5 separate regions of the Mus musculus genome follow, and regions 1, 3, 4 and 5 are each linked to region 2. Evidence: chromatin loops called from intact Hi-C (ENCODE). Cell type or tissue: heart. All regions are shown on one strand. Region 1 has its middle 18 kb from the start of Mrpl40. Region 2 holds the start of Gm41429 (a long non-coding RNA gene). Region 3 holds the start of Cldn5 (claudin 5). Region 4 overlaps Cdc45 (cell division cycle 45). Region 5 overlaps Cdc45 (cell division cycle 45).

Region 1 (5,000 bases), 160 kb after region 2:
TGTATAGCCCTGGCTGTCCTGGAACTCACTCTGTAGTCCAGGCTGGCCTCGAACTCAGAAATCTGCCTGCCTCTGCCTCCCTAGTGCTGGGATTAAAGGCATATGCCACCACGGCTGGCTTTGAACAGTTACAGTTTTAAAGTGTTTCTCAGCCATTTATTTATTTATTTATTTATTTATCTATTTATTTATTTATTTATTTAATGTGAGTACACTGTTCCTATCTTCAGACACACCAGAAGAGGGCATCAGATCCCATTACAGATGGTTGTGAGCCACCATGTGGTTGCTGGGAATTGAGCTCAGAATCTCTGGAAGAGCAGTCAGTGTTCTTAACCATTGAACTGTCTCTTCAGCCCACTGTGCCCCATTTTTAAATTGGGTTATTTGTTTTCTTGATGTTCAGGGTTTTTTTTTTTTTTAATATTGAATTTCATGTGTATTGCTCTTTTGCTTTGGTGTCTGTGTGAGGGTGTCAGATCTTGGACTTACAGAGAATTGTGAGCTGCCATGTGGGTGCTGAGAATTGAACCCCAGTCCTCTGGAAGAACAGCCAGTGCTTTTATCCACTCCAGCCTTGATGTTAAATTTTTTGTTTTTTGATTTTTTTTTTTAGTTCTTTTGTTTGTTTTGTTGTTCAATACAGGGTTTCTCTGTATAGTCCTGGCTGTCCTACAACTTGCTCTGTAGAGCAGGCTGACCTTGAACTCAGAGATCAGGAGCCTTTGCCTCCAGAGTGCTGGGATTAAAGGCACTGTCAACACTGCCTGGCTATTTTTTGAGATCTTTATGCATTTTATGTATTATTGACCCTCTATAGGATAAGCAATTGGTAAAGACCTTCTCCAATTCTGTAACTTGCCACTTTGTTCAAGTGATGGTGTCCTTTGCCATACAGAAGCATCCCAGTTTCACAAGGTCCCATTGAGAGGCCAAACCTATTCCATCCTGGGACTGGCCTCCATCTTAAAGAAAAGAAAAATAAAAAATAAAAAGAGCCTGAGAACTTGACCTACAGCAGAACCCAAGCTGCATCGAAGTACCAGGAAGGACCCCACAGCTTGTCCCTGGCCAGAGTTACTCCCTAGCTACTTCCTAGCAACAGTTTTTTTTTCCATTTTTTATTAGGTATTTAGCTCATTTACATTTCCAATGCTATACCAAAAGTCCCCCATACCCACCCACCCCCCACCTAGCAACAGTTAATCAAAGATTAGTCTGATTGTTTCAGATGGCTTGTGACTCTATACACTCTTGCTTCAGAGCACCCACCTGTTGGCTTACAGTCATTCTATGAGATGCTTGACAGACTGGACACCACCTCCCTCACCCTCTCACTGTAATATCCAAAATGAATTGAAGACCACCCAGTACCTTCCCCCTTCGAAAAGGACTTTCCAAACTGCACAAGCAGGCCAAGTGCAGAGCCAGATAAGAAAGCTGGCTGACTAAACAAATGTAAAAACATAGTTTTCGCGGTCAAAATGATTAAGCTTGCAACTACCAAAACAATAGCTGTTCTCTGAGAAATAACCATAACAAGATTAGCAATTCTCCTGCCCCCCCCCCACACTGAATTCTCACAAAGACCATAAACCACCCTGACCTTGTTGCAAGAATTCCCCTGATGTTAATAGCTGATCCATAAGTTCAAAATGTACTATTACTTTGCTGACCAAATCATAATAACCCACCATGGGGGCAAGCAAAGTGAGTCATTAGGCCAAAGGGTTACTTAGTCATCCTATACAAACCAACCAACGCCTGAAAGGGTTACTTGCTACACCAATGAGAACCCTGTTGCTCAAATATGCCCCTTACAAAGGTATAAAAAATGTGTTCTTTCTTTGTTCTGGGTCTCTCCTCTGGCCTGTGTGCTGGGAGGGGAGTCCCCAACATGTTGGATCAATAAAAATCCTCATGTGTTTTGCAGCGATGGCGGCTGTCTCTGAGGTCGTTCTGAGTAAGGGTCTTCTGACGAACTCCAACATCACTTGCTCCTATTTTCCTATAAAAACTTGTCTTGTTGAGGGTTCAAGGTGGCTCCACCTTCCCTTCCTGCCCTCTTGTGTCGGGGTTGGGTTGGAAGAGAGCCCAAGCCTGAGCTTGTAATAAAGAGACTCTAATGCTATTATGTCAGAGATGGCTCCTTGGTGGTCTTTTGGATTCATAAACACTTCCTGGCACATCACCATTTATTAATTGTTGATCTTAGTGCCTGTTTAGAAAGTCTTTTCCTGTGTCAATAAGTTCAAGATTATTTCCCCACTTCTCTTCTATCAGGTTTAGTATATCTGCTCTTATGTTAAGGTCCTTGACCCAATTAAAAGTTCAGTTTTGTGCAGGGTGATAAATATGGATCTATTTACATTCTTCTATGCAATTTCTCCTGACTCAAAATGCTCCTGACTCAGCCTTCCAAGGTTAGTGTTAACAGCTGGGTAGTGGTGGCATATGCCTTTAATCCCAACACTTGGGAGACAGAGGCAGGCTGATCTCTGAGTTCAAGGTCGTCTTGGTCTACAGAGTGAATTCCAAACTGGATCCAGCCATCCATTTTGACTAGCACAATTTGTTGAAATACACAGTGTGTATTTTTAGCTTTTTTTGTAAAAAATCAGGTGTCCATAGATATGTGGGTTTATGTCTAGATATTCAATTTGATTCTATTGATCTGCATGTCTGTTTTTATGCCAATACCAAGCTGTTTTTATTACTATACCTCTGTAGAAGAACTTGAAATCTGGATTGGCGATACCCCCAGAAATTCTTTTATTATTCAGTGGCACAAAAGCTTGTGATCTGGGTGGTGCCTAATTTGTCTGAATGTTAGAAACTTTCTGTGAGATCTACAGATCATGACAAACTTGTGTATTATAAATGACTTATGTTGCCATAGTGATTTTTCCAGGTCTGAGTAAATATTTGTGCAGTACTGAGGATTGTTGTTGTTCTGTGTGTGTGTGTGTGAGAGAGTACCATCTTCTGGTTGTTTCTTGTTACTATGGGCTGTATCCCTTTTTTCCAGGTCTGAGTGACCACATTAGTCTTCTGTGAGCACCACCTTCTGGTTGGTTCTTGTTACTACAGGCTATATTTTTTTCTGGTTTTGGTTTTTGTTGCTGGTTGCCTCTGTTCACAGATTGAGTGGCACTACATCCATCTGCTGTGAGTGCCACCTTCTGGTTGGTTTTTGTTACTACTGGCTGTATTTTTTTCCCCCTGGTTTTGGTTGATTTTTGTTTCTGGTTGTACCTTTTTCTGTTCATTGATTCTAAACGGTGTCATATCCTTCTGGGTACAAGGCCTTGAATTTGTTTCTGTGGCAGGTTGCAGTTAGGATAGATGTATCTGAGAGCCATGGCTTATGGTGGGGCCAGGAGACATCCTGAGTCTTGGTCTGGGATAGGTGTGGGCTCAGAGGAGCTGAGAGACTCCCACCAATCAGGTTAATTTTTTGTGGGTGTGCATCACTTTCTGGTTATTTCCCATTTCTGCCTGGTAGAGAGAAAAGGTTGGACTTGTGTTTTGGGTGGCATAGAGAGGTCTTTTTCATGAGTGACACTTTCTGGCTGTTTCTTCTTTCTGCTTGAAAGACAGGAAAGGTTTTATTTGTGTTTTTGTATGTTGTGTTTGTGTCTCTTGTTACATGACTTTGATGAGGTGACTTTGACAAGATGAGCTTGATAAAATGATTTTGACAGGTGACTTTGATGAGATGACTTTGACAAAGTGGCTTTGACGGACATATTAACATGAGACAGGCTATGTCTACCACATTCTACAGGTTCCCTTCACCACAGAATAGGCCAGGAAGCGGGTTCCTGGCCCCACAGAAGACCCCCCCCCAAATGCTTGCTTTCCACTATCTAGCTCAGACTGGTATTTTAACTCTGTTGAAGGTAAGAAGAGGCTCTTAGTCTACTGTCAGGCTTTGCTGGCAGGTCTCAAGGTGGCCACAAGACAGCCCACAAATTTGGCCAGAGTGTATGATATTAGACAGGAATAAAACTTTTTTAGAGAGGGTCATGGGGACATTTTGACAGTACACCCCCATGGACCCTAAACCACCAGAAGCAAAGGCAGCCATCACTCTAGCTTTATTAATCAGGAAGCACCAGATATTTAAGAAAAAGCTCCAGAAGATTGAGAGGTTAGGAAAAAAGAAAAAGTCTGAGAGATCTAATGATAGTGGCAGAGAGAGTATTTAATAGAAGAGAGACTGCAAAGGAGAAGCAGAGGAGAGGACAAAAGGAACAGACTCTAGACCTAGCAAAGATCTGTTAGCAGCCAAAGCCAAACCAGAAGACTGTAAGAGATGCCTAAAACAGAGAAGTAGATAAGAGGGGCCATAAGATCAAAAGTGCCCCCTCTCCAAGGCCAGGGTAACCCTAAAAGTAAAAGGGAAACCTACCAGCCTTTTTGTTGATAATTAATAAAGTTCAACATTATGTCTTGCTAAACCTGAGGATAAAGTCTCTTCATCAGTTTAAAATAACTTCCTAGTGGCAACAGAAATAAAACAAAAACACAAGACCTCTTAGAGGTCTTGGACTATTTGAGGCTCCACTAAGAAGGCTTTACTCTGCCAACTACAGCTGACATTGCTTGGCCCTGAGGATGCATACTCAGACTCCAGACCTTGGCATCAGCCAATGGCCAATGTGTCACTAATTGGCAGAAGCTGACCTGTTTACACATCAGTGCAGCAATGACCTCCTGGTTAAAAATGATGCCAGAATGACTCAGCCCCAGCCTCTCTTCTTGAATGCCCCCAGGATTAGCTGCTCTGCTGCCTGACTCTGAGCTCAATTGATGGGCCTCTGCATGATTGTTCAGATGGATGCAGAGGTAACACGGTTTTCCAATGACAACAGCCTCATTCAGGATGGACAGAGGTATGCTGGGGCAGCAGTGGTCTCAGACTCCAAGATCATATGGGCAGAGCCTGGGAGGAATGCCAGCCTAGAAAGCTGAACTGGCAGCTCTGATCAAGGTGT
Region 2 (5,000 bases):
ATCTCTAAGATGAATTTTAAATTATTATAATTATTCTCTAAGTGCTTTCAACTCATTTGGAATTGTTAAAAACATTTTATTCTTAAGTTAAAGAACTAAACATGCCTTTAATTCCAGCACTTGGAGGTAGAGGCAGGTGGATCTCTATGAGTTCCGGTCAGCCAGTCAAATCTTTGCCTCAAGCAAAACAAAGCAAGCAAGCAAGCAAGCAAACAAACAAACCCAAAACAGCATAGGGCGTGGCACTGGGGCAGTGGAAGCTGGAGGATCAGGAGTTCAAGGCCATCCTCAGATACTTAGTACAGTGGAGCTGGGATACAAGAGACTGTCTTAAAAACAAAAACAAAGACAGATCTTCGTTAGTGTCAGAACACAGTCCCAAAATGGAGTCATGTGAGAATTCTGAGTGTTTGTGAGAACACTCCAAGAAAACAGGACAAGAACTCCTGTGACCTCAGTTTCTGTAAAATGCAGAATTGTTCTTGGAATGTACTTTTGTGCTCCTCCCCATGTAGCAGAAAGGAGTGAGTTTGCTCCAATGTTGCTATCCATATGCCTCTATAGAGTAACATGTTTTTACCACATGTGGCTTGTTCTTTCCGTTGTATACTTTACCCCATGACCCTTCTTTCTTTTTCTTTTTTTAAAGATTTTATTTATTTTATGTTTTATTTTTAAGATTTATTTATTTATTATCTGTAAGTACGCTGTAGCTGTCTTCAGACACTCCAGAAGAGGGAATCAGATCTTGTTATGGGTGGTTGTGAGCCACTATGTGGTTGCTGGTATTTGAACTCAGGACCTTCGGAAGACCAGTCGGCACTCCTAACCACTGAGCCATCTCTCCAGCCCTTATTTATTTTATGTATACATTGTAGCCATCTCCAGATACACCAGAAGAGGGCATTGGATCCCATTACAGATGGTTGTGAGTCACCATGTGATTGCTGGGAATTGAACTCAGTGCTTTTAACCTCTGAGCCATCTCTCCAGTCCAGGTGAATTTTCTTAATCCTTAATGTATAACATGCTCCCTCTGACACAGGCAGCCCCCTTCTCTCTTTAAGGGATCCACAAACACTGTGCCACCTTGTCGGATTCTAAATGTCATTTGTTGGCTTTTGGGTTCATTTCCCCACCTCCGGCTTCTAGGTGCTTCTGAAAAACACAAAAGAAATATAAATCCAAACCCCAAACAGTACCACTCCCACCCGGCACTCTCTGCAGGGCATGTTCCTTATCTGGGAAGCCTTCCCAACAAGACTGAAGCCTTCAGCTTTGAGATCATTTGGGGTCCTGAGCCTGCTGCCTTTGGCTTTGTTTTATTAGGCAGGGTACCTGGTAACCCAGTTGGCCCCAAACACACTATGCAGCTGAGAAGGACCTGAATTCCCACTCTTCCTGCCTCCACCCCACCCCCAAGCATGTATTGCATGTATGGCCAACCTCTGATGGCCTCACACGAGGCTGTTACACACGGGTATGATCGGCCTGGCCTTGGAGCCCGGTGGCTGCTGATGTCCCCATTGTTGTCCTTTCATGTTAACTTTGTCTCTTGAAGAACAGAGGCCATGTGTGACGTGGTGACAAAGGCCATCAGACCTTCAGCCAGGCCTTCCTTAGCTTCCTATTTGAGCCTCCTCTCTCTACCTCGGAAATTTTTGTGACCCTAGACATGTAGCTCTATAAAAGAGGTATACAATTCAGTTACTGATTATGAATAGTCAAGAAATTCACTTTAGCTGACTGTGTGTCCATGCCTTTATCCCAACACAGTCAGACTGGTCTACACATTGAGTTCCACTCCTGTGCCATTACCACATCAGGCTGAAAACATGTTTTGTTTTGTTTTGTTTTGTTTTTTAAATCATTTTCCCCCTCTTCCCTTTCTCCCTTATGCTCCGGAGCCCTGCTTGCTCTGGCCCATAGGCTTTTTTTTTCTTTTATTTGTTTCTCATTACAGATGGCTGTGAGCCACCATGTAGTTGCTAGGATTGAACTCATGACCTCTGGAAGAGCAGTCAGTACTCTTGACTGCCGAGCCATCTCACCAGCCGAGACTGAAAACATTTTAACACAATATGATCCAAAGACACATGAGTCGTGGTGGCAGGAAAATATTAAAATGTTTGTCCTCCTTAATGAAAGCATTATGTTTCTGTGAGTGCAAAAGCCTGTGTGTGTGTGCAGCCTCAAAACTGCGCCCATGCATTTGGGCGATGCTGTTGGTGGGCCATGGGAGGTGCAGAGCTGCGTGGCGTGCTCAGAACCAAGTCTGCAGAGAAGTCCCCCCAGGCTCACACGGATGAGCCCACCAGAAACACTTGGCAAACTACTCAGTTGAGTTATAACTAATTTTTGGTTGTGTGATACACTCTTTAACTGTTGCCAATTTTTTCTCGATGCCACATTTATTTGTGTGACCCCCATTTGGAGTTGCTACACACAGTGTAAGAAGCTGCGTTTTAAGCCCCACTCCCATCCTGTGCGTGGAGGGAGGGGCTCCTGGTTGTGCATACCTCTGGTTGGCTCTAAGCTTCCTGGTGACTGGCGGGGGTGGGGGGATATCTTCTCTGTCTTCTCCCCAGTCATATTAATTGCCTACTTTCAAGGCACTATTTGAATAGATTACCTCCTTAAAGACCCTATCACATCCGGTGGTACCAAAGTTTAGGACTTCCGTATGACTTTTGGAGGGGATACAGTTCAACTCTCGTTTGCAAATTATTTCCCAGGCTCCTCTCAGACCCAGCACTTGAGTGGATGCGCACAGCAGATTTTGGAGTGCCCGGCCACCCCTGCGGCTCCGCAGCTGTCCACGAGAGGGCGTCGCTTGCTCACCATAGGGCTAGAACCTGCTAGGCTGCACAGCCGGCACAGGCTCTGTGTTGCCTTTGCTCCAGTTCTACGCTATGGGGAAGCCACACCAGGTCTGGGGCAGAGGTTCTCACTGGTCCCTAGGGGAGAGAGCCATTCCACCCAGGCTCTTCACGGCGTACACTATATGCAGAGTAGTCAGATTCAGGATCATCGCTGCAGGAGACACAGAAAGATTCAAAGACGTTACTAATGTCAAGCAACTTCTTTTTGCTGTTCCTGCCCTGATCCCTGTGTCCTTCGTTACCCTCATCCCCTTTCTGACTGAGGCTTCCTGGGTGCCAGAGCATGTAGTGTGTGAAGCGCAGAGTGCTGCAGGCTCCCCCTCCTGAACCCCCCAGGGAGAGGAGGTGTTTCCGTGTCAACCCAGGATACCGGCTGGCTATGCTTTCTGTCCTGCAGTCCAAGGTGAGCTTTGGGCCTAGCTTTGCTGGAACAATTTAAAAATCTGGTCTCATACTGGGGCATCTTTCATCTGAGTGTCCAATGAGAGATGGCTTTGAGTGAGTGAGGGAACCAAAAGCAATTTCCCACTGTCCTGAGATTTCCTATGAAGGATAGGTGTATTGGATGCAAGGACTCGCTAGTTATTTATTGTGTAGTGTTAAGGGTGGGCTGCAAGATTGGCTCAGTAGGTAAAATGCTTGCTGCACAAGCATGCAAACCTGAGTTCCCATCCCCAGCAGCCGTGCGAAGAGCCTGGTAATGGCAGCACATCAATAACCTGAGCAGGCAGAGGCAGAATGCCCTCTGAGGCTCACTGGCCAGCAGCCAGTCAGTCTCTAGACCATTGGTCTCAAGAGTGTGCACTGTTCCCAACACCCATGTCATGTGGCTAACAACAACCTATAATTTCAGCTTCATGAGACTCAACGCCTTTGGTGTTTGAAGGCACCTGGCACTCATGTGCCCACCATGTTACCACCCCGAGGATACAAAAATTATATAGTCCCTTTAATGGGAGTAGTCACAATTCAAATCAGTAGTCAGTAGTCAAATTAGTAGTCAAAATGATAGAGACAGGCATGGAGTGGTGGTTCAGAGGGACTGGATAGGTGGAAAGTTTGGGGTGCAGGACAGATCAGTTTGGGGTGACAAGTTCTGGAAATGGAAGGCTGTGCCTGTTGCATGCAGCAAATGCTCACAGCTTTATTTAATTGTACACTTAAAATAGATAAAACAATGAATCTCATGCTATGTATATTTTACTTTAACTTTAAAACACAAAGGATCCTCCTCTTTTAGGCAGGACACATGGAAGGGGACCAGGTACCATCCTCTCAGCCTCTGCTAGTTTAGGGACACACGTGTGACATTATAGATGTCACGATGAAGATGTCAGTTCAGAGCCATTGGAAAATTCCACCAGGCACCCCTCCTCTTCTGAAGAAACGGGTCAGAGAGCACATAGGCCAGAAGGAAGAGGCTAATTAAGACTCTACTACCTTATTCCCTAAAGACCAATCAGTTTAAAGGGAGCACTATTCCACCAACCATATTGTGCCTAGTTGCTGGTGCTCTATTTCCGCCCCTGGAAACTGTATAAAAACTTGCAGCCAGGCGGTGGTGGCACACGCCTTTAATCCCAGCACTCGGGAGGCAGAGGCAGGCGAATTTCTGAGTTCGAGGCCAGCCTGGTCTACAGAGTGAGTTCCAGGACAGCCAGGGCTACACAGAGAAACCCTGTCTTGAAAAACCAAACCAAACCAAAACAAAACAAAAACTTGCTAAACGGGCCTCCCAGGATTGCTGCCTCTCCTTTGGGTGCAGGATGACGACCCCAGCATGCTGGAACAATAAATTCCTCTTGCTTTTGCATAGATCCCCAGCTCTGTGTTGTTCACTCAGAGGTCCCCAGTAAGCTAAAACTCATCAGGGTCTTACAATGGGGACACAACATCAGAGAACCAGCAGTTTGCCCTAGAAAGCATTCTAGACTTTCTTTCGCAGAGAAGTGGGCTTGGCCTGCCCCTTTCAGGCCGCCCTTGTGCTCAGTGTTTGTTCTGCAGCTACCTGCCCCCTTCTTGGTCCCCATTTCCTGGCTTCCTTCATCAAAGACTTACAGCTGCTCTCAGCACCATTCCTGGCTAGGTGAAGACCCAGTCACTAGTCCACTTTCTGCT
Region 3 (5,000 bases), 80 kb after region 2:
CAAAAAGAAGGGGGAGTCTAACTCCGGTGCCAACTGTCTTCCTACGGAGATCACCCTAGGTTCCCAGCCCCTCAGTCAGTGACATGAGGAGGGGGGTCTTAAGATGCTTCCTGTTGGGCCAGTGAGAGCCTGGGCTTTTTGTCTTCCACCAAGAAATGGCTCTGGGCAAGAAGAATGTTGTTGACCTGTAAATGTCTGCTGAACTTGGGGAAGACATCCTGGACCAGAAACTGAAAGATAGAAGTAAGGCTGGGGTTTTTGTTTTTGTTTTTGTTTCCTTCCCTCACTCCCTTTGAAATAAAGCCTGTTTGTTAAGAGCTCCTCAAATCCAAGCCCCAGGAACCTGGAGCCTAAATTTAGATTGCCATGGAAGGTCAACGGATCCCCTCAGGGCAGGGTCAGCCAGCAGCTGCTAGAGATAAACTTTGCTTTTCTGCAGACTCAGGCCTTTCTGTCACAGGATTAATAGGATCCTGTGCCATTTCCCCTGGGAAAGCAGAACAATAGCAGGGCAGGAGCAGGTGGCCTGCCTGGCAAGCCCCCTACCACCCCAGACTCCCTGGCCCTGGCCCTTTGCTGCACTCTGGCTATGCTGACCTCTTTCTGCTCCAAGGTCAGATCCTCTGTGAGCCGTGTCCCACCTCTAGGGTGATCTACTTAGTTTTAGTTTGTAGTGTTGGTGATGGAACTTGCTAAGCAGTGCTCTACCCCAGAGCTACATTGCCTAGCCCAAGTGCATCTGTACACCAGCATCTTATACTCAGATTTCCAACTGCTCCTTGGGATCTTCTTCCTGGACTCCTGCTGCGCTGCCACCTTTTCAGAGAACCCTCTGCTGGGTTTTGCCTTCCTATCTGGTACTTTGTTGGCAGTTTGTTTATTAAGTGGCCTGTGCTGTGTGCTCTGGGAGAGACAGTGTCCAATGCACACACACACACACACACACACACACACACACACACACACACACAAATCCCCAAGGAAGGATCTGGGGTGGTCACTTGGGCCACCTTTAGTTTTGAGGAGGATCGAGGAAGCATTGCCAGCCCTGGCTGTCCATTTCTGGAGTGGTTCTGGTCCCGCTGCATGCTGGAGAGTACGGTATCTAAGGTTCCACTGGCAATTATGAATTTACCAAAGGTATGTGAACTTGCTCGGACCATTCTGGGTGCAAGGCTGGGGACAGTACCGAAATGGTGGGTAGGAGGGCAGACAGAAGGAAGGGAGCATGTCCTGCTGTTTGTAGCCCCAAATAGTTGAAAGCAGCAAGCTGCTTCTTGTCTGGGACAAATGTGTGTCCCAGAAGATCCCCGTATTCCCGGGACACTAGTAGGAAAGCCAGCGGGCAAAAGCTATCCTGGCTTGGACCTTCTGGGGCCTGCGTGTAGAGAGATATTCTCAGATGTGTGCATCAGCATGTCCTGCAGAACAGCAAGACAAGACAGGAACAGCAGGAAGGCTCATTCCAAGGCCCAGGGAAGATGGATCTGGTTGAAGTATAAAGTGTGTAAATATTTTCCTGGTCACTTACAGCCAGCTTAGTCTAGGCTGCTCCCAGGATCCAGTTCTTTGCCAGTGGGCAATGAGAGCCATAGAGGATTACAGGCCAGGGCCTGCAGGAGTAGCCTTGTTGGGTCATCTGAAGAGGGTTCAGTAGTTGCTCCAGGAAGGTGCCTGGGAGCTTGAAGGGAGGGGGCTGGCAAAACAAAATTCTGCAGACTGGAGCAGGGGGAGCAGGATTTGAGTTTACATCTACTGAGCAGGGAGAAGGGTCTGCAGAAAAGCAGGGGTCTCTAGAAGATAGAAGGCAGCAGTTAATATATGATAGCTGGAAGAGGTACCAGGGAGGACAAGAAAGGGTGTGTATGTGAGGCTCTCCCGCCGTCTTCTAAGAACAGTTTGTTGTAGGGTGAAGTAGGCAATGACCTGGCCCCATAGACCTCTAGCTCAGAGCCATCTCCAGAAGGAAGCAGGGACCCATAAAAGGGAGAGATTTACCAAAATCTCCACATCTGTGGCTGGCCTCAACAATGTCATCCTTTCCCTATAGAGGCCCTGAGTTCTTTTGAGCAGAGGAAACAACAAAACAAAACCCCCAAACAGAACAACAACAGAAGACAACAAAGCCCAGCTGGAGTCCAGGGTTAGCTGGAAACAAAGGGAGCAGGGAGGAGTGTTCACTGGAAAGAGGCTGGCGCCCTAGTTTGGTTGTGGGCTGTGGGGCCTGGTGCCCCCACCTGAGCCTCAGGGACCCAGTGTGTCTAACCCAGTGGACCTTTCAAGAAATGGCTGGGCCATTGTGCAGAAGAATGCCCGGAAATCCCGCGGCTCCCTCCTCCACCGAGGATGGGGGCTCTTCCTCCTGGCCAGGAAACTCCAAGTTGGCTTCCGGAGGGTGGCCTGGGGGCTGGGGTGGCAAAGCACCACAACTATTTGTAGGATGGCAAGGCATAGCCTTTCTATGTCCCATCGTGTCTCTGCTGTCCCAGGATTCCAGTATGCTGTGTTAGGATCACAGCCTATCTGCTGGAGAAGACTGGACGTCGGAGAACCCTCAGGGGTTGCGCAGCATCCCAGAGGAGAGCACAGGCCCTTGCAGTGTTCACTTTGTGTCAGACCAGTGGTTCCAGGGAAGGAGTGAGAACTGTAGGCGGTGGTTGGGTAGGATCATGAATGAGGTTATAATTAAGGGCAAGCCCAACACAGGCTTGCCGAGCATCTCCGCTTGGTGTGCCAAGGGAAAAACGGCGGGCGTAGAGGTTTGTTTCACCTGTGCACGGGGGCTCAGAGAACCTCCAGGCCAAGCAGTCTGCAGAGAGGAGTTGGAATGATCCGGGATGTAGCAGGTGGAGCTGGTGAGTGTAGGTTAGGGGTCATGCTGCTAACAGTGGAGACAGGGGCGCACAGATCTCCTGTGTACCTGCCAAGATCAGCCCCTACTAGGACAGAAACTGGTAGGGTCTCAGACTGCGGTTCTGCAGGGTGCGGTTCGGGTGAGCAGGACTAGTCCTGCTCGCCCGTGGTTTCAGTAACTGTAGCTGTCAGGGGGTCCGCGATTGGCTGTGGGCCGAAGGTCTGCTCATGGATTGGTTGAGCTAACTCGGGGGGCTGCGCCCTGGGGGCAGAGTCCGCCCCCGAGACTTCAAATAGGACAACAGGTTACTTCAGAACCCAGTTGGTGTAGTTAAAACCTCCTCTTCTGCTCCAGGACTGGAGGCTCCAGAGCAGAGGCACCAGAATCAATTCCCAGCTCCCAGCCTAAGCAGCGCAGAGAGCACCCGGAGGCCCCAAGGGCCGTCGGGTGAGCATTCAGTCTTTAGCCATGGGGTCTGCAGCGTTGGAAATTCTGGGTCTGGTGCTGTGTCTGGTAGGATGGGTGGGCTTGATCCTGGCGTGTGGGCTGCCCATGTGGCAGGTGACTGCCTTCCTGGACCACAACATCGTGACGGCGCAGACGACTTGGAAGGGGCTGTGGATGTCGTGCGTGGTGCAGAGTACCGGGCACATGCAGTGCAAGGTGTATGAATCTGTGCTGGCGCTGAGTGCGGAGGTGCAGGCAGCTCGGGCACTCACCGTGGGCGCTGTGCTGCTGGCGCTGGTGGCACTCTTTGTTACCTTGACCGGCGCTCAGTGCACCACCTGCGTGGCCCCGGGCCCAGTTAAGGCACGGGTAGCACTCACGGGAGGAGCGCTTTACGCGGTGTGCGGGCTGCTGGCACTCGTGCCGCTCTGCTGGTTCGCCAACATCGTTGTCCGCGAGTTCTATGATCCGACGGTGCCGGTGTCACAGAAGTACGAGCTGGGCGCGGCGCTGTACATCGGCTGGGCGGCCTCCGCACTGCTCATGTGCGGTGGCGGCCTCGTGTGTTGCGGCGCCTGGGTCTGCACCGGGCGCCCTGAGTTCAGCTTCCCGGTCAAGTACTCTGCGCCGCGGCGGCCCACGGCCAATGGCGATTACGACAAGAAGAACTATGTCTAAGGGCGGGAGGCATGGCGGGGCTCTTCCCGCAGCTAAGCCCGCGATGGGAAAGACCGATGCGGGAAGCCGTGTGTGGATGACGACCACCGCTGGGTTGCGCAGCGCAAGTCATGCTGGGTTCGGGCCAGACTTGCCCGCTCTCAGAGTCCGTTGACCATCACTAGCCGGGCCCTGCTCAGAACAGACTACAGGCACTTTTAAGAACTTGACCGACCTTTTCTTCTATGCGCAGTTGGCCACGACGTGGGTGGAACGCTCAGATTTCATCGGTGAAGTAGGCACCAAACTGCCGCGAACAGTTCCTACTGAGATCCTGGGGGCACTAGATGCTGCCTTAATGTCCAGTGGCACCTGCTAACCTGAAAGGGCAGCTGGAGAAACCCCGGGGCTGCCAGAGGGACGTGTTAAAAAGGGCATTTTCTTTGTTAGTGGAGAAGAACCTACTGAACCAAAGGACTTAGCCTGGACCTGGTCTCACTCCAGCACTCCCCCAAGGTGGGGGCCCTGTAGGTACCAGAGCCTTAGAGGGGTTGCCTTCCTCCTGGAAGCTTGGGGCTTGGGGGGTGGGCCGGGCAAGAATTTGCTCAGTAAATGGTTTGAACACTTTCAACTGTGTCCTGTCCTCTGTCCAGAGACTCCTTGTGCCCAGCTCCCTATTCATCTACCCACCCCTCCTCAAAGACTCCCTGCAGGGATTTCTCCAGTTTTCAACTCAGCCAAGTGCTGGAGTTAGGCTGGGATACAGGAGGGGAGGCAGAGCCCAGGAGAGGATCCAGCTGGAGTCTCACTCGCATCATGGGAATGGCAACTTGGGTGATGGGAAATGCTGAGAGTGGATAGCTAGGTTGCTGGCTTCTCCCAGGAATACCTCCAACACTTTTACCCCCAGTGCTTGCTCAGCTCCAAGTATCAAGTGGCCACCGACAAGGGCACACGGCTAGACTAGGCACTTCCCTCATGTGTGGGAGCCACAGTGCATGGCTGATGTGATGTGTTCAGTCTTCAGCTGACTGCAGTACAT
Region 4 (5,000 bases), 100 kb after region 2:
CTGTGGGCTCAGGCCTGGCCTTTTCACTCTCTTACAAGTCCTACTTGATAACCACAAGACGTTGGACCGTGTCCCAGTCCCAAGCGAGACAATGAGAGACTCTGTTTGCCTGTTCAAAGCTCTGCCTCCTTCCCAGTTCACAGAGTCCACAGAAGGGGAGCCTGCCACACTCACAGAGGATCCGAGACTCTGCGCCTTGCCAACCCTCTTGTAAGTCTCTTGTTTTGTGAACAAACTCACCCCCCTGACAGGAGCCCTAGGCCTTCTTCTCTTCCCTTCCTTCCTTCCCTACCTGCATCCATCTCTCCCCTAACCTCCAGTGTGCACAGGCTACATCTTAGTACCTGTCTCTAGGCCACAGCTGCTGCTGGCTCCACCCAGGGGACTTCTCAGGCTGTAAGGAGGCCAAGCTAGGCCATAAGCAAAGGTCCTAAGGCCAAGAGCCCAGGTAAGAAGAGCCACCCTCCTCCTTCTCACTGATACTGCTTCCCATGTCCTTGTGCTGACTCAGGGGCTGCCACATGCACAGAGCACAGAGCTACCCTCAAACGGAGGCCATCACTTACTGAGTGATCTTGTCATGCACCCACTGGTCTGTCAGTCCAACAATGGCCCACCTGGAAGGAAAGCAGATGATGCGGTAAAGCTACAAGGTGCCTGGACTCGGTAAGTTATGTGTCCTGGAGCCAAGTGACTTGATGGACAGTCCAGGAGTGTCCTGTTAGCATGGCCCCAAAACTCACTGTGCCCTGCCACCAATTTGTGAATAATTATCTTGGGCTTCTTTTCTACTGTAATTTTGAAATGTTGACATTTGCGCCTTCCATCTTTAAAAAAATGGGGAAATCTTAGGGAAAGTTTTCCCTGAGATACTGGAAGAAACACAAGGTCAGTCTTCCAGCTCTAGGTCAAAGCTTGGGTGGACATAAACTATACTTAGGTCAGAGAGAAGCCACCAGTGTAAACAAGTGACCTAAAGGACTCATCACAAGTTAGACAAGAAAGCACAAGGGAATCCATCCAGTAAAGAAAGCATCCTATTAAAGGTACACTGCACACACCCAGGACCAGGCCTCCGTGATTCCTGTTAAGACCGGTCGCTATTGGATCTAGGAGGAAACCAATTTAGCTTGAATACCAAAGCAACTAATTATTTAGCACTAACCAACCTGGCTGGGAGCAGTTGTTTCCGCAAGTGGCCAGTTAGGAATAAGTACAGGCATAGCATAGGAATAAGAGCTGAGTGGGGCCAAAAGATGGGCATCTTTACACCTGGACAATGGCAGGGCAAAGTCCTAACCTGTCCGGATTCTCTGCAGCCCAATGTAATGGTGATCAGACCTGAAGGACCTTGGTGTACTGCTTGCAGAGAAAACGAGGACCACAAGGGGCCAAGGAGGCAGAGCCAAGCCAGAATTACATGGTTCTCATTTATAAAGACCAGATCCTCTTTCAAAATCAATCAAGTTGACAGTGACTGGGAGGCTCACTGGTCTGTGTGCTCAAGGCCCTGGTTACAGTCTGACAGGGAAATTGCAGAAAGGGACAATTCTGAGTTGGATTGTACCAGTGCCAGGGCTGCAAGAATGCCGACCAAGGTCGATCTCACTCAAACCTCCACTTACTGTACCTGCTGGGCATGAGGCTAAGTAAGCATCAAGAGTGCAGAGACAGGAGCTGACCTGGAGCCCCACTGTCCTCAATGACCGTCCCCCAGCCTCATACTTAACCCTTGGAAAACGAGGCTTATAAGTCATCCCAGAGAGGGGCTGCACCTAACATTCCTCATGGAAACACTGGACTGTCCATGTGACAGTGACTTTAGCTGGTGGCAGGACTCCCAAGATGCTTTAGCAGGATTTCCATGTTTGTGTGTGTATGTGCGCTACATACCACAGCATGTCATTCAGGTCCTTGGACATCATCCACGCCAGGTCAAACATCACCATGGCCGACTGCAAGGAAAACAAAAAAGCCTGAAGCCAAAAGCAACTAAGTTACAGAAGGGGCCACACAGTGGGGACAGTGGGACGGCTCCAAGCCAAGGAGCCCAGTGAAGTCCTGCAGATCAGGGTATTCAAGCTATTCAGCATGTGAGAAAAAAAGTCCCCATCAGAGTGAGGGAAAGATGACAGAGTAATTCCGCTGACCCCAAACATCAGTCTCTGCTATCTAATGTCATCTGCATCTTTGTGTTTAATCATGTAGCACATGAAGGATGGAAACAAAGTGCCACCCAGTGGGAAGCCCAGGCATAGCACTGTGCAAGGAAGGCTGCACATCTCAGGCGATGCTCAAAGCTATCATGAAAACAGGTCAGGAGGCCCTGTGGCCTGACTGTCCACCCTACATCCATATTCTTCCTGCATGGAGGCAGCCTCAGACCCAGATGAGGAAGGGCTCTGGTTCTGGTCACATGGATAGAGTGGGAGGTCTGAGTTTGGTGAGAGACTGTGAAGACAGTGGGTGTCTGACCAGCAGACTTAGCATGAGATGCGGATTTCCTCCAGGGAGAAAATTTTCAAGGGATCTGGAGAAGTCAGGTGTCATTTCTGAGAGAGTATTAGTTCCCTCTCTATCCACTGCAAGGGCTGAGCAGAGAACCAAAGGATGGTAAACCTTCAACTATAAACGAGACATAGGAAATATACTACCAAGAGTCCAAGATCTAAGGGCCAAAGCTGAAGACTAACTACAGTGTTTTTACTGAAACAAATTTGATTTGTACTGAGCTACATCACTTTTGCATTATCATAAACAATCAGACAAAAATCCTACATCAAATTAATGTGTTAAGAACCATATATCTAAGCCAAGCATGGTGGTGCACACCTTTAATCCCAGCACTCGGGAGGCGGAGGCAGAGGCAGGCAGATTTCTGAGTTCGAGGCTAGCCTGGTCTACAAAGTGAGTTCCAAGACAGCCAGGGCTACACAGAGAAGAAACACCATCTCAAAAAACCAACCCCCTCCCCCAAAAAAAGAACCATATATCTTCTACAGCTACTGAAGGCCCTAAATCCTGGCCAGTGTTAACAGAGCCAGGTGCTACTGTAATCCCATAGTTTAATCTTCTTGCACAGAGATTAATACATATTTATTTATTTGTTACTTAGAGAGTGTCACATTATGTAGCCCTGGATGGCCTTGAACTCGCTAGGTAGACCAGTCAGGCCTTAAACTCAGAGATCTTCCTGCTTTTGCCTCCCAAATGCTGGAATTAAAGGTGTGTGCCACTGTATTGGCTAGTTTTATGTCAAGTTGACACAAGCTGAAATCATCAGAGAGGAGGGAACCTCAAATAAGAAAATGCTTCCATAAGTTTAGGTTGTAAGCAAGCCTATAGGGCATTTTCTTAATTAGTGATTGATGGGGAAGGCCCCGCCCATAGTGGGTGGTGCCATCTCTGGTCTAGCAGTCCTGGGCTTTACAAGAAAGCAGGTTGAACAAACCAGGAGGAGGAAGCCAGTAAGCAGCATTCCTCCACATCCTCTGCATCAGCCCCAGCCTACAGGGTCCTGCCCTGGTTTGAGCTTTTACCCTGACTTCACTCAGAGAGGGATCATTACCTGGAAGTGGAAGCTGAAAATAAACCCTCTCCTCCCAACGATGCTTTCTTTGGTCATAGTGTTTCATCACAGCATTAGTAATCCAACCAAAACAGCCACCACACCCAGCCTAATCAGTCTTTTTAAAGATTTGCTTTATTTTATGTGTGAGCGCTTTGCCTGAATGTGTCTGTGCACCATGTATGTGCCTGGTACCTACAGGTCAGAGGAAGGGGCAGATACTCTGGACCTGAATCCATGGACGGCTATGAGCTAGGATGTAGGTGCTGGGAAACAAATCTGCCTTCTCTGAGCTGCTCTTAACGACATTTTGATGATGAACAAAAGGGTAGCTGCTACACAGCCTGAGGGGCTACCCTGACAACTGCCTCTGAAAGGAGCACCTGTGCCCTTGACCTAGGATGGGTTTACCTAACACTGCAGAAACAAGACAAAACAAGCAGCATTCAATACATCTAATTCACCCAACATTCTAGCTTAGCTGCACTGTGGAGCATGTTTGGTTTCTCTGGATCTCCTGGCTGACTAGATACTTTAGACCACTATGGTTGTGAAGCAGACAGTAGTCCAGAGAAGCTCAAATGTGAAGCACCTAGAAGCACTCTTGTCTCTCTCTCTCCGAGACAGGATGTCTCTGTTTAGCTCGGGCTATCAGGGAAGTCACTCTATAGGACAGGCTGGCCTCACGCTCAAGAGATCCTCCACCTCTGCCTTCCAGGTCCTGGGGCTAAAGTTGTGTGCCACCATGCCTGGCTTACTTTATGAATGAAATAAAGGTTAGCGTGATTCTAGAATTAAAAATAATTAGCAAGTGCTGGAGGTGGGTGGCTCAGTGGTAAGTACTTTCCTGGTATATTCGAGTTCTAGGTTTGATCCTCAGTGCTACAAAAACTGAAAGGCAAAAGGCAAGAATTTGGGTTTTGTTTTTGTTTTTAAATAAGGGGGGGAATGATTTATTTTAGATTACAATTTCAGTCACCACCAAGGCATGGGAAAGAACAGCTCATGTCAAGATGGCCAGGAAGCAGAAAGAATCCCATTACCATCTAAAATTTATCTTGGCGGGTACAACGGTGTGTAAATATATTCCCAGCTATTTAGGAGGAGGCAGGAGGATCACTTGAAGCCAGAGGCTCAGGGCTAGGCAGGGCTGTATAAAAAGTCCTCTTCTCAGAAAATCGCTTTCTACTGGGCAGGTATCACTTTTGTAATACCAAAGAAAGAAAGAAAGAAAAAAAAAGCCACGAGGCAAACCAGAGCACACTGCGAAGCATCTGTCACTCAGTTTCCAGAGGAGTAGGGGGACAGCGCAGAGGTTGCACTGCCCACCCAAAGGCACCTCTGACGAGCAACAGGATTTTCTGGCTGTGAAACCTTTGTTCTCTCTTATTGTAGGACACTGATCCCTGGAGTGAAAACTTTACAGTGTGTC
Region 5 (5,000 bases), 87 kb after region 2:
TGAACAGAGAAGCCTCTATGCCTCCTATGTAGCAGAGGACACAGGAACAAGGTTTCCCTGGATCCCAAGAAGGCTCAGAGTACTTCTAAGGTCCAATAAGATCACAGACCCAGAGGGGATAAAACATCAAACATTTTATTAAAAACCATATAGTCTCACATTTCAAATGTTATCTTACAACTGAATAGTGGCCAGGAAATATAAATAAGGAAAAGGAGGTCACTTCTGGAGAAGTTGAATTCTGGAAGGAAAAAAAAAAAAAGGTTTCCTACAATTCATCCTTTCTCTCCATTTCATCAAACTAGAGTGGGCGGTCCCATGGCGTGATGGGCTGCTGCTTCTGAGCAGCTTCAACAGTGAGGGTGAGGGTGAGTTTGGAGTAAAGGTCACCCCATATCTATTGAGGTACTCACTGTCCTTCCACACTCCCTACTGAGTCTGACTGTCTATCTGCATGAAAAGTACCCAGACCCTTTCACCTGGTAGACCCTGGCTGGCCACTTGTCCTGCCCGGGCAGCTTCATGGTTTGTATACAAGGGCCCCTTCCTTCCCCTGCCAGGCAGTCTCTTGCTTCCCCCATCATGTAACAACATCTTCTCCTTCCCCTCCCAGTTACACCCCTGCTCGGTAGCCAGACACACATAGCAGTGCTATTGGCAGTGCAGGAGAGATCTGCCTCCAGTCAGCCCTGGCCCCGTATTGCTCCCCACAAGCTCAGTACACACTTGACACTCGTGGGCTCCTTTTTTTTGGAGTTAGACTAATTTAAAGTTAAACTTACCTGGCCCAAGTCACTGCTGACTACCTGCAAGTCTGACCAAGGATTTCCAGGTCCAGTCTAGACACTTTCCTTAATATGGCCCCTAGTGCTCATGCTATCTTGACGGAATGAAGTTCCTGAGCCACATGAGGCCATTCTGTTCCCCTATAGGTTGGGTTTAACATGGATTGAGCAGCCTCAGCCTGAAAGCTCCTTATATCAGAGGCTTGGAAAGTCTGCTCGGCCAAACGGAGGCTGAGATGGTCACACAAGCATAGGAGAAAACTACTTCCACTTTCCAATGTGGGAAAGTAGGATTGTGTGGGAGAATAGTGAGGGCTTCATTAGGGAGGTGTTGAGCCACAGTGGGCTGAGAGCCCATGCGGAACCAACAGCTTGCTTTCTTATTAAAGCCTGAGTGCAGAAAAGCCCAGAGTGCCACTTCTGTGGGCCCCAGCCTGGGGCTTGTGACTGTGGCTGTAAGAGACTGAGTGACCTCTGGGGCTGGTACTAGATAACCTGTATGTCACACATGATGCTCAGCCGATGGTGTGGGCATGAGAGAGAAAATCTGAGGTCATTTTGGGGAGGGTGGTGGTGGTGTCAAAGGTGCTTAATGAAATTAATTAATTAATTAAGCTTTCTCAAAAGTGCTCCATTGTGGCCTTGCTGGCATTCTTAGGTCAGACATTCCTGGGAAAAATCTCAAGACCGTGTTCTGATGGGAAACACAAGTAAACGCCTCTGTTGAGAGATACAAGAGCAGGAGTTGGGCCCTCGGACCCGGCCCGCCCATGCTTACCCTCAGGACAGCAGTGACACAAGAGCGTCCAGGAACTTGCTCCGGTCCTCAGCCTTCAGCTCAATTACTGAAGTAATGAAAGGAAAACATCCCATGAGCAGGGAGGAGTGAGAAACAAGGCATGGTACGTGGCCTCCCCCTCCTCCCTCAGGCTGACAACTCTCCTGGCATTCCACACTGCGGGCTCCTGGCAGGCCTGGAAGGTTCTGCAGTGTTGGGTTTCATCTCTTTCCCACTGTACTCTTGTTTTAGATCTGTCGGCTCCACTGTGGAGAGTCCAGAGCCTTATCCTGCGAGGACTCCAGAGCATGCAGGGGTAAACGATGGCTGGCAGCATAGGGAACACCAAGCAGGTGACAACCCTGATACAGACCTGGACAGGGACCGGCATTAATGCCTGTCCCCATAGTGGTGCAGGCCACATCAGCCCTGCTCTGTGGTGTACTTCAGTGTCTTCTGGAGAGGACCCAACACAAAATACTTGTGTTTTGAAGGGCAGACAGGTTTAGGCAGGTATGATAAAGCAAAGTCAGACGCTGAAGAGGGCTTGCTTGCTATGAGTGGGGTGCTCTGTGCTGCTGGCTAGCTCCCTAGAGTACAAAGCCTTGCCCACCAGGCTGATACTGACCATACTTCCACACTTGCTACCTCCAGTTCTCAACCCTCAGAGGAATCCAGGGAGCTTCTAGCCTACACCCTCCCTGTGCAACAAAGGTGTGTTGTGGCCAACCCACTCACATCACAGGCAGGAATCAGGAGCTGCTGTTCATGGTGGACCAACCCCACAATGCCATAGCTACAGCTGCCTGGCCCAAAGAAGCCTGCCTGAGACACTGCAGGCAACTTGAACACAGACAAATCAGTGTTGGGGTATCAGAGCATGGTAATGTAAGAAATTCCCTTTCTGAGAGATGCAGATAAAACACCGAGGTAGCTGGGCATAGTGGTGTCAGCACTCAGGAGGCAGAGGCAACCAGATCTTTGTAAGTTTGAAGACAGCCTCGTTTGTTCTAGAGTAAGTTCTAGGATACACAAAGCTACATTACAGACCTTGTCTCAAAATAAAACAAACAAAACCAACCTATCCACAACCAACCACCACAACAACAAAACAAAAACAAACAAAACTAAAAAGAAACAGAGAGGGGCTGGAGAGATGGCTCAGAGTTTAAGAGCACTGACTGCTCTTCCAAAGGTCCTGAGTTCAAATCCCAGCAACCACATGGTGGCTTCCAACCACCTGTAGTGAGATCTGATGCCCTCTTCTGGCGCATCTGAAGACAACTACTATGTATTTATATATAATAACCCCCCCCTTCAGGCGAAAAAAAATAAGGAGAAGGAGAAGGAGGAGGAGGAGGAGGAGGAGGAGGAGGAGGAGGAGGAGGAGAAGGAGAAGGAGAAGGAGAAGGAGAAGGAGAAGGAGAAGAAGAAGAAGAAGAAGAAGCAGAAGCAGAAGAAACAGAGAGCTGTGTTCCCCAAGTTCCTTTGTTGAAACCCCAACTCCAGTATCTGACACCTTGAGTCAGGAGTTTCAAACAGGTCAAAATAAGGTGCTGAGGGTGTGTCCTACCCACAATATTAGGGGCCTTGTAAGAAGAGATCAGGGCAGAGACATACATAGAGGAGTTTCAGAAAGAAGAAACTATGTAGCTAAGGACAGAGGCTGCCAGTCATACTGACACCTTGACTTCCAGTGCCAGACACGGCACTGAGAGGAATTAGCCCGTGGAAGTCACCAGGCTATTGCACTCTGCAGCCTAGGGAGCCACTGACAGCAGTGCATTGTCAAGTCAAGCCTGTTTTACTGTAAAATGTGTCAGCGAGGGGCTGGAGAGTTGGCCCAGCAGTTAAAAGCACTTGTTACTCTTGTAGAGGATGGTCCAGGCTCAATTCCCAGCACTTAAACAGTGGCTCACAACCATCTATAATCCCATTTCCAGGAGTTCCAACAGGCATGCTCATGGTGTACAGACATACATGCAGGCACAACATTCATACACATAAAGTAAAATAAATGAAGCAAAAAAAAAAAAAAAAAGAGATGTGAGCAAGAACAAGACGGGCCAGGTGTTGTGGTGCAGCCCTCTAACCCGAGCACTTGGCAGGCAGAGGCAGTTTCCACCTTGGTGCACTCTAGCCAGCCTCATCTACACAGTGAGATCCCATCTCAAAAATAAGACAAGGACAGCCAGAGCTATAGAGAGACTTCACAAAATAAAAACAAACAAACAAAAACAATAACAGCCTTCCCCCAAACCCTCCAACAAAAACCAAGACATTAAAGCCAGCCAAGTAAACCAACAAAAAAAGACAGACCAGTTTGGTAGCCCCAAGCTTATAATCTCTGCACTTGAGAAGCATAGGCAGGAAAATGATAAGAACAAGGCTAGCTTGGGCTATATAGCCTGTGTCTCAAAAAAAAAAAAAAAAAAAAAAAAAAGAAGGTAAATCTGCTCAAGCATGAACCAAGTTGTGTGCTGCTCTCTCTGGTGGTCACCGGACTACGCCTTTCCACTCTCTGACTCACCCAACAGTTGCAAAAACTGTCTTGCAGGGTAGAGTGCTGGAGCCCCAGGTAAGGTCCTTCATGGTGCCAGCTTTGCCAGCCACAGGCTGTGTTGTTTCCTTTTGTACATGATGGAGACTGGCTTGGCCTCTGGAGTTACCACAGTCAGCCCCTCAGGGTGGGAACTGACTTTAGAGCAGGGTAGTGAGGCTGCATGTAGGCCTGTGCCTTCCCAGCAAGAGTTGTGAGAATTATAAAGGCAGCTTTGCCGAGGGCTGTTTTGGAAGGGCAAGGTGGATTGCTGGCTGGATACCTCCATCACCAGCTTGCCTCCCTCCAGGGCCAATGCTGGCCTGGAAGGTGTGAAGGCAGAAATGTGGTCACTGGGCAGAGACACTCACCTGAGAGGTCAAAGTAATTGTGTAGAGTCCGAGAGCTGGTGCTTTCTGCTGCCTTCTCAAAAGCCCGACCAAAAAAGCTAAAGGCACAGAACAGATACACTGTGAGACAGACCACAGACAACAGACAACTGACCCTTCCCAACCTGGCCCCAGTGACACAGACAGTGAAGGGCAAAAGCCACTTAGGCTCTGCAGAGTTGGTGGCCAATGTGCTGACACACCAGGGCCTTCAGCCTTGTTGTCCCAGGACACGTAGAAGCTGCTCACTTCTTTCTATCCGAGCTATCAGTCTCTGGGGGGATGCCCACCACGGTCACTGTGCCCTGTTCCACGCTCAGCGGGGCAGCCATCACCAGGGGCAGCAGCTTGCATCGTCGATTCTTTGTCTATGGAGACAGGAGCACTCTTGGTCACAGCACAGTCATTCTCAGCTTGCAGGGTGGAGCACACTGCTCAGCACCTAGAAACTCTGATAGCATTAGGCCACCCCTAAAGCCTGCAGGGATGCAGTCACTAGAGGGTATGCT

What was found. A loop is a pair of places that touch in the nucleus more often than their neighbours do. Peaks named below come from ENCODE experiments on the same cell type or tissue, not always from the same donor. Only the 100,000 strongest peaks of a DNase experiment are listed, where the experiment ranks them.
Region 1: it touches region 2 in a loop (4-fold over the local background); 25 of 42 quality-filtered maps call a loop at or near these places.
Region 3: a loop joins it to region 2, with 3.0 times the contacts of the local background. A loop is called at or near these places in 13 of 42 quality-filtered maps.
Region 4: it touches region 2 in a loop (7-fold over the local background); 34 of 42 quality-filtered maps call a loop at or near these places.
Region 5: it touches region 2 in a loop (3-fold over the local background); 38 of 42 quality-filtered maps call a loop at or near these places.

What each region holds. Positions count from the first base shown.
Region 1 is chr16:18,855,675-18,860,674 of GRCm38, forward strand. No RefSeq gene overlaps it. Among named protein-coding and RNA genes, the nearest start is that of Mrpl40, 18 kb to the right of the region's middle. In heart, a CTCF peak has its summit at 3,114 (motif pointing left); a DNase peak (open chromatin) is centred at 4,717.
Region 2 is chr16:18,693,786-18,698,785 of GRCm38, forward strand. Gm41429 (a long non-coding RNA gene) reads left to right here and starts at 2,939. Exons shown (of 3, transcript XR_875944.2): 1 at 2,939-3,285. In heart, no CTCF peak of the experiment used is centred here; a DNase peak (open chromatin) is centred at 2,826; H3K4me3 peaks cover 544 bases.
Region 3 is chr16:18,773,674-18,778,673 of GRCm38, forward strand. Cldn5 (claudin 5) reads left to right here and starts at 3,174. Exons shown (of 1, transcript NM_013805.4): 1 at 3,174-4,589. The coding sequence starts at 3,323. The coding sequence ends at 3,979. In heart, no CTCF peak of the experiment used is centred here; DNase peaks (open chromatin) are centred at 2,318 and 3,068; H3K4me3 peaks cover 2,047 bases; H3K27ac peaks cover 1,732 bases; H3K27me3 peaks cover 3,845 bases.
Region 4 is chr16:18,796,783-18,801,782 of GRCm38, forward strand. Cdc45 (cell division cycle 45) reads right to left here. Exons shown (of 19, transcript NM_001358206.1): 8 at 1,894-1,955; 9 at 567-617. It overlaps Gm52240 (a long non-coding RNA gene), which reads left to right. Exons shown (of 3, transcript XR_003951899.1): 2 at 137-210; 3 at 512-846. Among named protein-coding and RNA genes, the nearest start is that of Gm52240, 3.3 kb to the left of the region's middle. In heart, a CTCF peak has its summit at 2,247; a DNase peak (open chromatin) is centred at 2,270.
Region 5 is chr16:18,780,333-18,785,332 of GRCm38, forward strand. Cdc45 (cell division cycle 45) reads right to left here. Exons shown (of 19, transcript NM_001358206.1): 16 at 4,741-4,859; 17 at 4,474-4,550; 18 at 1,564-1,630; 19 at 115-241. The coding sequence ends at 1,566. Among named protein-coding and RNA genes, the nearest start is that of Cldn5, 6.0 kb to the left of the region's middle. In heart, no CTCF peak of the experiment used is centred here; no DNase peak of the experiment used is centred here; H3K27me3 peaks cover 437 bases.